Regions from separate parts of the Homo sapiens genome. Here region 2 is linked to region 1. A link is a contact called in ENCODE POLR2A ChIA-PET data. All regions are on one chromosome and are shown on one strand. The core of a region is the stretch at or near the end of the contact, and the rest is flanking DNA. Distances in the headings are between cores, read along the strand shown.

Region 1 (5,148 bases), core at 1,937-4,436:
CCCTTGGACTCAGCTCTTCCCCTTGCAGGAATATCTCCTTGGGAAATCGTTAGGGATGTGGGCCATGATTCATGGCCCGGGATGTTCACTGCAGCATTGTTTATAACACCGAAAAACGTGAAACGACCCAGCGCCCTTCAAGAGACAGACAGGACAAACTGTGGCCTAATCTAGACACCAGAGCATGCTGTGGCCACTGCAGATGATAAGGCCCATGTATATTTATAGCCCGACTATATCAGAAAGCCATGGGGTATGTTAAGTGGAAAAGGCCACTTATAAAATAGGATTTCCAGTAGGATGCCATCTTCATAAAATAAGATATGTATGTAAGCAAACGTGCTTATATACAGAGAAAAAAATCTAGAAGCTACTGCTCTAAATGCTAACAATGCTTCTTGCTGGGCAAGAGGATTAGGGGTGATTTTTACTGACTTCTTGTAATTCTGCACTTTAAAATCTTTCTTGCCACAAGCACGCATTATTTGTGCACATTTTTAAAAAGTTATTTTTACAGGCTAGGCACAGTGGCTCACGCCTGTAATCCCAGCACTTTGGGAGGCGGTGGCAGGCGGATAGCTTGAGCTCAGGAGTTCGAGACCAGCCTGGCCAACATGGTGAAACCCCGTCTCTACTAAAAACACAAAAATTAGCCAGGTGTGGTGGCAGGCACCTGTAATCCCAGCTACCCAGGAGGCTGAGGCAGGAGAATCACTTGAACTTGGGGGACAGAGGTTGCAGTGAGCTGAGGTCGCGCCACTGCCCTCCAGCCTGGGTGACAGAGCAAGACTCTCTTCAGAAAAAAAAAAAAAAAAGACTCCACCTGCTAAAGCCAGCTCTCCCTATCTTTGAAGACCAGTGGTGTGCAAAGCACTCAGGATCATCAATAGAAAGACTGATGGCGCTGGTTATTCACTCTGCTGAGCACCAGGTCCTGCTAGGAGCAGGTCCCAGGGACATGAAATCACTAGCTGTGCTGGTGGGCAATGCTGATCCAGACCCTGCCTACTGGCACCACAAACTATTGCATTTCTCTTGCATCCGCTGTGTGGACAGCTGCCAGGGCAGTGTATTAAGGGGCCCTGACCTGGCCTGGGGGTGGCCAAAGGCCCCCCTGAGGGACTGACTGTTGCACTGAGGCCCACTGAGATGCTGAGAAAGGAGGCTGGGGAGGGAACCCCTCTACTTCCGAGGAGGTAGCATGTGCGGTTTCCCACAGGAGGGTATCTGAGCGAAGATTTGGGATCAGCCTAAATACCCCTCAGTTAGGAACAGGCTAGACAAGCCTCGTGGAGAGGCTGTCACCTAAATTGTCCCTGAGAGCAAGAGCCAGAGGGCAGGGGATGGGAGAGCTGCCAGAACAGATTATCTGGAGCATCTGAACCCCTCATGCTGGTGCGAGGGACATGGAGGGTCCAGATCAGGATTCCAGGTGGGAGGGCCACAGCTGTGAGAGTGAGGCCAAACCGGGCAAAACACAGCCTGAGAAACACATCACACATTAGCATTCGCACGGGGAAAAATCCAGGGGCACGTGACCCAAGCTGCGGCAGAGGCTCTTCCTGGGAGAGGGTTTAAGGGAGAGGCTCACTTTCTTCTTGATCTAGCCTTGTAATCATTGCATTTTTTCTTACTACAAGAATGTGTAGGCTGGGCACCGTGGCTCTCGCCTATAATCCCAGCACTTTGGGAAGCCAAGACCGGAGGATCACTTGAGGTCAAGAGTTTGAGACCAGCCTGGCCAACATGGTGAAAGCTCATCTCTGAAAAATTAGCCAGGCATGGTGGCAGGCGCCTGTAGTCCCAGCTACTTGGGAGGCAGAGGCAGGAGAATTGCTTGAACCTGGGAGGCGGAGGTTGCAGTGAACCGAGATCGCATCACTTTACTCCAGCCTGGTGACAGAGCGAGACTCTGTCTCAGAAAACAAACAAACTAAAACCCCCAAAACGAAACAAAAAACAAACAAAAAATACCCAAAACCACAAGAGATACCACCTCATACCCATTAGGATGGCTCTGATTGAAAAACCAGATAATGAGTGTTGGTGAAGATGTGGATATATGGGAGCCCTTGGGCATTGCTGGGGGAATGTAAAATCACGCAGCCGCTGTGGGCAACAGTAGGACAGGTCCTCAAACAAGTCAACACAAAATTACCTTGTGATCCAGCAGCTCGATTCCGAGTATACAACCAAAATAACTGAAAGCAGGGGCTCAAGAAGATGCATATACACCTGTGCGCACGGCAGCGTTACTCAGAACAGCTAAAATGTGGAAGCAACCGAAGTGTCCATGGGTGCACGAATGGATACACGAAATGTGGTCCATCCTGTAACTGAGCATTATTCAGCCTTAGAGAGGAAGGAAATGCCGGCGCCCGCTACAGCATGGATGGACCTCGAGGATATCATGCTAAATGAAATCAGCCAGCCACAAAAGACAAATACAGTACGATTCCACTTACTTGAGGTCCCTAGAACAGTCAAATCCACAGAGACAGAGTGTAGAATGGAGGTTGCCAGGGGCTGGGGGAAGGGGAGTGGGGAGTCAGTGCTTAATGGGGACAGAGCTTCTGTGTTTTAAGATGAAAGATGAAAAGAGTTCTGGAGATGGATGGTGGTGATGGCTGCACAACAGTGTGAATGGACTCAATGCCACTGAACTGTACACTTCAAATGACTACAATGATCAATTTTGTGTGATGTATAGCTTATCACAATAAAAAATGACATAAAAATGTAGTTTTCATAGCCAGGCGTGGTGGCTCACTCCTGTGATCCCAGCACTTTGGGAAGCTGATGCAGGTGGATCATCAGGTCAACAGTTCAAGACCAGCCTGGCCAACATGGTGAAACCCCATCTCTACTAAAAATACAAAAATTAGCCAGTCGTGGTGGCGGGCACCTGTAATCCCAGCTACTCGGGAGGGTGAGGCAGGAGAATCACTTGAACCAGGGAGGCAGAGGTTGCTGTGAGCCAAGATCACAGCACTGCAGTCCAGCCTGGGTGACAGAGCGAGACTCCGTCTCAAAAAAAAAAAAGTAGTTTTCATATTCAGGAAAATCTCAATAAAGATACTTTTTTTTTAGACAGAGTCTCACTCTGTCGCCCAGGCTGGAGTGCAGTGGTGCGATCTCAGCTCACTGCAAGCTCCGCCTCCCGGGTTCATGCCAGTGAGCCAAGATCACACCACTGCACTCCAGCCTGGAGACAGAGTGAGATTCCGTCTCAAAGGAAAAAAAAAAGATACTTTTATAGGCCAGCACAGTGGCTCAAGCCTGTAATCCCAGCACTTTGGGAGGCCAAGGTGGGTGGATCACCTCACGCCTATAATCCCAGCAGTTTGGGAGGCCGAGGTGGGTGGATTACCTGAGGTCAGGAGTTCGAGACCAGCCTGGCCAACATAACGAAACCATGTTGGAGAATTGCTTGAACCCGGGAGGCGGAGGTTGCAGTGAGCCAAGATCTTATCACTGCACTCCAGCCAGGGCAACAGAGACAGACTGTGTCTCAAAAACAAACAAACAAACAAACAAACAAACAAACAAAAAGATACTTTCATAAAGGACATAGATCAAGGAACAAGACCAGAGGCATTTCCCACCACAGGACAGGCCCATGAGGAAACAAGGATGGGCTTAGTGAACTGGGATGGGCCTGGTCACCTGTCACCTGTCACCTGGCTCCCTTCGGATCATCAAGCTGGGTGCTGCTCGGGAGGGAGAAGGGGACAGGTGGTCTCAAGGCATCTAGAGCTTGGAAGGTACCTGGCAGGAGGCTGGTCCTGGACTTCTGACAATGATGACGGTGATAATGATGATGATAATCATTGCTACTTAACCGTTAACCAACATCAGTAAGTGCCAAGCACTTCATGTGTGATTCATCAGGGAGATTTCCCAACAACCCACCTGACAGATGAAGAAACTGAGGCTCAGAGAGGCAAAGTCACTTGCCTGAGTTCCCACAGCAGGGCTGGGATTTGCACTCAGGTCCGGCTGCCTGTGGAGTCCAAACTTTTGCCTGCTGCTAAGACCCCTTCTGGCTCTGAGCTTTCTAGAGTCTTGACAGTGTGCACTAGGAGAGGGGCAAGCAGGGAGGGCATGGGACTGCTTGCCAAGCAGGGAGCATGCAGAGAACTTCCCCAGGCCCAGCAGGACCCTTCCTAGGCCTCGTAGCTGCAGCTCCCATTTCCCAAGCTCCCAAGTCTGCCTCTTCAGAGCCAAGTGGAACCCAGGTCCCAACTGCAAGCTCGGAGGTCTTGCTCCCAGCCCAGAGACTGCCCCTGGGGGTTAGCTGAGTGCCACGGGGCCAGAGCGGGTGGGCAGGGCTAGGTAGGGCTCCCTCCCCCTTCAGTATTGCAGTGATGTCACCGTGTGGCATGGCACCCACCATGCCAAATGCTTTGCCATCTCCCTTCACATCCCTGCCACATCCCCCTCAGCCCCCAGATAGGGAAACTGAGGCTCAGAGACAGGAACTGACTTGAGCATGTGCGTACAGCAAGTAAGGGTCAGAGCAGGGACCTGGACAATAGCCAGTCTCTCCCCAGAGCCTGTGCTCCAGGGTTGAAGGGTGCCCTCCAAAGACAAAAGGACAGATGGAACCTGCAGCGTGTGCTCAGTGGGCAGTCTGCTTTCCCCGGGGCAGGGGACTGTGGGACCTTCCTTCCTGGCAGGTCAGACCAGAGCTGCAGGATTAGAGCCTGCCTTGGCCATTTGCTGCAATTTTCTCCCACCAAGCCGAGGTCTGGGCTGGCATCCCCACAGAGTGACCTCGGGGTCCCCAGACCCACCCGGCCTGCTCTGTGGCCTATGCTGAATGCCTGACTTGTGCCAGGCCCTATGTCCCCATGGCCTCAACACCTGGATATGAAGACAGTCAACCTCCTCCCAGATCATTCCCCTCCGCAAAGCACACACGCTCCAGGAGTGCAGTGAACACGGGTGATATGCCCGACCTGCAGCCCCACGGTGAGCAGCGAGGAGTGGGGGGGTTTGCAGTCACGGGGCCTTGGATTTACTTCCTGAACCTACCGCTTATAGCTGTATGGTGGGCAAGTTGCTTGAGCTTTCTGAGCCTCAGTTTACTCATCTGTAAAATGGGCATATTAATATTTACCTTGAAAGGTCATCGACAGCTTTTTT
Region 2 (5,148 bases), core at 1,153-3,652, 340 kb before region 1:
TTTAATTTTGGAGGGCGGGGTTGCTTGTTTAATTATTATTTCAGAAGTAATATATGTTCATTTCAGAAAATTTAGAAAATAGAAAAAGAACAAGATAAAAGGGTGTTTCATAGCCATATTTTTTGTATTACATATATTCTTGATTTGGCTTTGTTTACAAAACGTGCAATATAAACCAGCATATCACCTAGAACTGTTTTTCCACTCAGTGTATTACAGCATCTTTCCACGATACAGTGCATATTCTTGTTGTGACTTTGTCTTTAATAACAACGTAATGGTCAGCCCATTGTCTGGTTCTATCATGACTTATGTAATTGATACATATTATCAAATATTTAATTGTGGGATGTTGAACTATTCAAAATTACCACATTAATGATACGTAATCTTATGTATATTCTGTGATAACCATCTTTTGTGGTTTAATTTTTGCACACATTCATGACATTTTTCTTGGACAGGATTCTTTTTTTAAGAGACAGAGTCTTGGCCGGGCGCGGTGGCTCACGCCTGTAATCCCAGCACTTTGGGAGGCCGAGGCGGGCGGATCACGAGGTCAGGAGATCGAGACCACGGTGAAACCCCGTCTCTACTAAAAATACAAAAAAAAAAAAAAAAATTAGCCGGGTGCAGTGGCAGGTGCCTGTAGTCCCAGCTACTCGGGAGGCTGAGGCAGAAGAATGGCATGAACCCAGGAGGCGGAGCTTGCAGTGAGCTGAGATCGCACCACTGCACTCCAGCCTGGGCGACAGAGCGAGACTCTGTCTCAAAAAAAAAAAAAGAGAGAGTCTCAATCTCTCACCTCTCTCACCTGGGCTGGAGTGTGATTACAGTTCAGTGCTCCTCGAACCCCTGGGCTCAAGCCGTCCTTCTGCCTCAGCCTTCCAGAGTGCTAGGATTATAGGCATGAGCCACTGCACCTGGTGCAAAATTCTCATAATGCAAATATTTAAGGCTTTTGATATATACTGATAAGTCATCCCTCTGGAGAGGCTGTCTGAAGTGGTGCTCCCACCTACCATGTCTGGAAGTTTCTATTTTATTACCATCCAAGGTGGTGAATGTCTTATGATTATTGACCATTGGTATCTGTAAATTTCTTGTTTGATATTTTTTTCGGCGTGTTCACCTTCTAGTTTTTTTGTTTTCGAAAGAACCCTTGCGCTGGAAAGGATGGTAACTGACTCTTTGCCTTATTTGCAGCATACGCTGCCTTTTTTGTGTGTGGTGCTTTTTTGAGTCTGGAGAGGCTTGGCAGCCGCTGGTTCAGGGTCTCTGGTTACTGTGTTGCCCACTGGCATCCGCTGCCACCTCCTCTGTAACTTGGAAACAGCTTTCTGCTGAAAGCCTGGAAGCCCCTCATCACACACATGCAGGCCCTGGCCAGGCCAGATGTCCAGCAACAGGAAGGTGGAGGGAGAAGCTGTGGTGCATCCACGAGTGGGAACACTGCTGGCAGCGAGCAGCAGGCGCCTCGCCCACACGAAGCACAGCTGTTGACGCTGAGCTCGGGGGACGGAGCAGGCAAAGATGTGCGGACAGGAAATGGATTGGCAGCTGCCAGGGGCTGGGGGTCGAGGGGAATGCGGAGCTTCCTTATGGGGTGATGAGAAGTCCTAAAATTGATTGTGTTGATGGTCACACAACTCTGTGAACAGACTAAAAACCACTGAATCGTACACTTTAAATGGGTGAATTTAATGGCATATGAGTTATATATCCATAAAGCTGTTTTTAAAAAGAAGGTTGACACAAAAGTGTATGTATGATATGGTTCCATTTATATCAAGTTCTAGGACAGGCAAAAGTAATCTATGATAATAGAAGTTAAACAGTTGGGGCGGGGCAGATTGGCTGGAGACGGTGATAGAAATGTTCTTTGTGTTTTTAGTGGCGCTTACTTGGGTATATGCAGTTGTCAAAACTCATCAAACTGGGAAAAAATGCATTCTAATTTAAAAAAAAAAACACATGGGCACTTATGTCTTCCCTTTTTTTTCTTTTGCTACGATTTGAAAAAGGCTATTTTTCTTTTCTGTTTTTCTCAGTTAATGGTTCTAAAGTGATTTCTTTGCTGGGTTATCTCCCCTTAACTCCCTCTCCATTGACAAGGATCCCAGCCAGCCCTCACCCCACCCCCACCAGCTAGCAGCTCCACCACACCTGTGGCCAGCTCGCCTTGGGAAACCACCCATGCCATCATCGTGCATATGATCTAATGGCTTTAGAGAACTAGGAACAGAGTTATTCCCCAACAAACTGACTGGGAACCTGTTCTGATGAGTATTTTAATTTGTGTGATAAACAATCATTTTGAGAGGCTGGGGTTTGCCATTTCCCCTTCCAAGAGGAAGTGCCTTTACGCATTTGAAACTTGACATGCCATGAAGGTATTTTTGGAGGGCAGGGGACATTTGGGAAGTCATGCAGATTACCTAAGGCAAGTGATACTTGCGTTTATGGTGCGTGGGGAATCTGTAGGCACAGAAATGAGACTCAGCAGCAGAGGACAGACAGCACCTGCCTGCCTTCTGGTGGAAACTCAGTGGTGACGGGAGCTTTGCTCATTGCCTTTTTCTTGTGGGGGTAGGAGCTGGTCAGGCTCACCATCGAGAAGCAGGGACGTCCGTCTCCGACGAGCCCCGTGAAGCCCAGTTCCCCTGCCAGCAAGCCTGATGGGTAGGTGCTGACTAACCCTCGTGTCGCGGGTGTCACGCTCAGTGGCAAAGTCTGCACTTGACAAGGATAGGGCCCGGTGGGGTGGGCAGCATGAGGGTGGGCTGCTGGAGGCCCATATTCCTTTTTCAGTGGTTAGCAGTGTGTGTATATTTCACACAGGCTTGAAGTATTGCCCTGTCTCAAGTTTACCCTTCAGCATGACTGTTTCCAAGGATCTTCTGTGAGCGCATCCAGTGACACATACCAGTGCTTTTCCTGGGCAGCTTCGTTTCATAATGACAAAGAACTTTTAAAGGCTTGGGTTTGGGTGCTTTGACTTGAGAGCACTCTTGTTTGATCAAGAGTAAACTGAGGATGACATGGATGGTTGTAAAGGTTTATATTCATCTCTACTCCAAGCTCCTGGTAAAAATATAAAACATAAATTTGGAGCTTTTTTTTTTGTTTTTGAGACAGAGTCTCTGTGGCTCAGGCTGGAGTGCAGTGGTGCGATCTGGGCTCATTGCAGCCTCCTCCTCTCAGATTAGAGCAATTCTCTTGCCTCAGCCTTTCAAGTAGTTGGGACTACAGGTGCACGCCACCATGCCCAGCTAATTTTTGTATTTTTAGTAGAGACAGGGTTTCACCATCTTGGCCAAGCTGGTCTCAAACTCCTAACCTCAAGTGATCTGCCCGCCTTGACCTCCCAAAGTGCTGGGATTATAGGTGTGAGCCACTGCGCCCGGCCTGGAGCATTTTAGAGAACCCTTAGATCATTTTCAGATGAGGAAATTGAGGTGCAAAGTTGGGGGCACAGCCAAGCTCCAGTAGCTCATTAGCAACCAAACCAGAACCCCAGGGTTCTATATCCAGGGAGCCTGCTCTTCAGCCCCACCTCACCCACTGTGTTCTTCCTGGTCACGTCCTCACCCTCTCAGGGCCTGTGTGTGCTCTGTCCCGCCTTTGACCTTCTGTAACCCCAAGTTCTTCCCAATTCTCCAGCCCAGCAGAGCTCCCCCTGACAGACCGCGAGGTAGAGATCCTAAACAAGACGACTGGGATGTCACAGTCAACTGAGCTCCTCCCAGATGCCACGGATGAAGAGGTCGCGCCCCCCAAGCCTCCTCTGCCTGGCATTCGGGTGGTTGATAATAGGTAATTACCTTCCTATTTGTCCAGTGCCTCCCATGGCAGAATGAGAAAGAAAGGGAGGAAGACAGGGCTCGGGCCCTTTCCCCTCAGCGCTGAGGGCTTGGCCCCCCTTGGGAGGCTGACTCTGGAGCTGTCCCCACCCCGCCGGCCCTCGCTGGCCACCCTGAGCTCTCCTGAAGGCCTCCTTGTGCCCTCAGCCCAGGGAGACATGGTATGATTTATTATGAAAGAAAAAGAAAGGGTTGTTCTTTTTTGTTCATTTGGTATTTACAGGTTTTATTTTGGCGGAGGGGAGTAGGCAGGAGTTGAAGTGTGAACATTGGGTGTGGAGAGTCTAGTAATGAAAGAACCCCACATCCTGTACCCCAATATCACGCTGAAGAGCTTTGGTGAGTGTGGTTTGGTCTGCCTGGACGTTTCGGTCTGTTTCAGTCCTCCACCAGCATTGCCACCCAAGAAAAGACAGTCGGCGCCGTCCCCTACCCGAGTGGCTGTGGTGGCCCCCATGAGCCGAGCCACCAGTGGCTCCAGTTTGCCTGTTGGAATCAATAGGCAGGTAATGCAGCCCCTGTTCCCTGCATGGGAAGGCAGGGAGGGGGTGGGGGGCTCAGGGATGTGGCTCCTGAAGCTGAAAGAAACCCATGGTCTTCAGGCGCTGGTGTTTGTCACATCGAGGAGTGCGAGACCTTGTACCCATCCCTCTCTCTCCAGGACACGGTCCAAGTTCCCATATGGGGATAAGGGTCAGGGCAGGGAGGGCAGAGCCAAAGGGCGTCTCCTGGGGATAGGTGAGTCCAGCCCCAGGGCCCTCCCTGGCCACACCCCCCACAAACTCCAGATGGCTGCTTCTCAGCTGTATGTGTCCTTCGACTACTGACGTCAGAGGTGGTTTCTGAGTTCGCCTGGCAGTATTTCCTTCTCTAAGTAAATGCACCGGTTGCCTCACCCCTGGTCTGTGCCACCGTTTCTCAGAAGTGATTTGGCTTTGTTTTTCTTTTTCCACTTGAGGATTTTGATGTTGACTGTTACGCACAGAGGCGACTGTCAGGAGGCAGCCACTCATATGGTGGAGAGTCGCCCCGCCTCTCCCCCTGCAGCAGCATAGGCAAGCTCAGCAAGTCAGACGAGCAGCTGTCCTCTCTGGACAGGGACAGTGGGCAGTGCTCCCGGAACACAAGCTGTGAAACACTAGGTGAGCCGCCACCATCCTCCTGTTCCATCGTGTCTCGGTGGCTTCTCTGGGGCCATTACAGTCCTGGGTGGGAGTCCCAGGTCATGCAATCATTGACTACGTGGCTTTGGCTGACTTGTTTAAAATCTGAGCCTCAGCTTCCT

Evidence for each region. ChIA-PET counts read pairs that join two places held with the same protein, here RNA polymerase II (POLR2A).
Region 2: POLR2A ChIA-PET joins it to region 1 with 10 read pairs in activated naive CD4-positive, alpha-beta T cell. The contact joins two enhancer-like sites. POLR2A ChIA-PET finds 5 or more read pairs at or near these places in 2 of 52 experiments (activated T-cell and activated naive CD4-positive, alpha-beta T cell).

The regions. Positions count from the first base shown.
Region 1 is chr9:131,293,054-131,298,201 of GRCh38, reverse strand. The region is part of intron 1 of PLPP7 (phospholipid phosphatase 7 (inactive)); the gene reads right to left. Among named protein-coding and RNA genes, the nearest start is that of PLPP7, 5.9 kb to the right of the region's middle. RefSeq lists a silencer at 766-1,060. Within about 2 kb of position 3,186, at least 2 of the 41 ENCODE cell types and tissues checked have a DNase peak (open chromatin) inside an H3K27ac peak, as active enhancers do.
Region 2 is chr9:131,627,770-131,632,917 of GRCh38, reverse strand. It overlaps RAPGEF1 (Rap guanine nucleotide exchange factor 1), which reads left to right. Exons shown (of 27, transcript NM_001377935.1): 6 at 2,594-2,682; 7 at 3,664-3,816; 8 at 4,246-4,369; 9 at 4,822-5,005. Among named protein-coding and RNA genes, the nearest start is that of PRRT1B, 85 kb to the right of the region's middle. RefSeq lists enhancers at 3,386-4,135, 4,615-4,664. Within about 2 kb of position 2,402, at least 12 of the 41 ENCODE cell types and tissues checked have a DNase peak (open chromatin) inside an H3K27ac peak, as active enhancers do.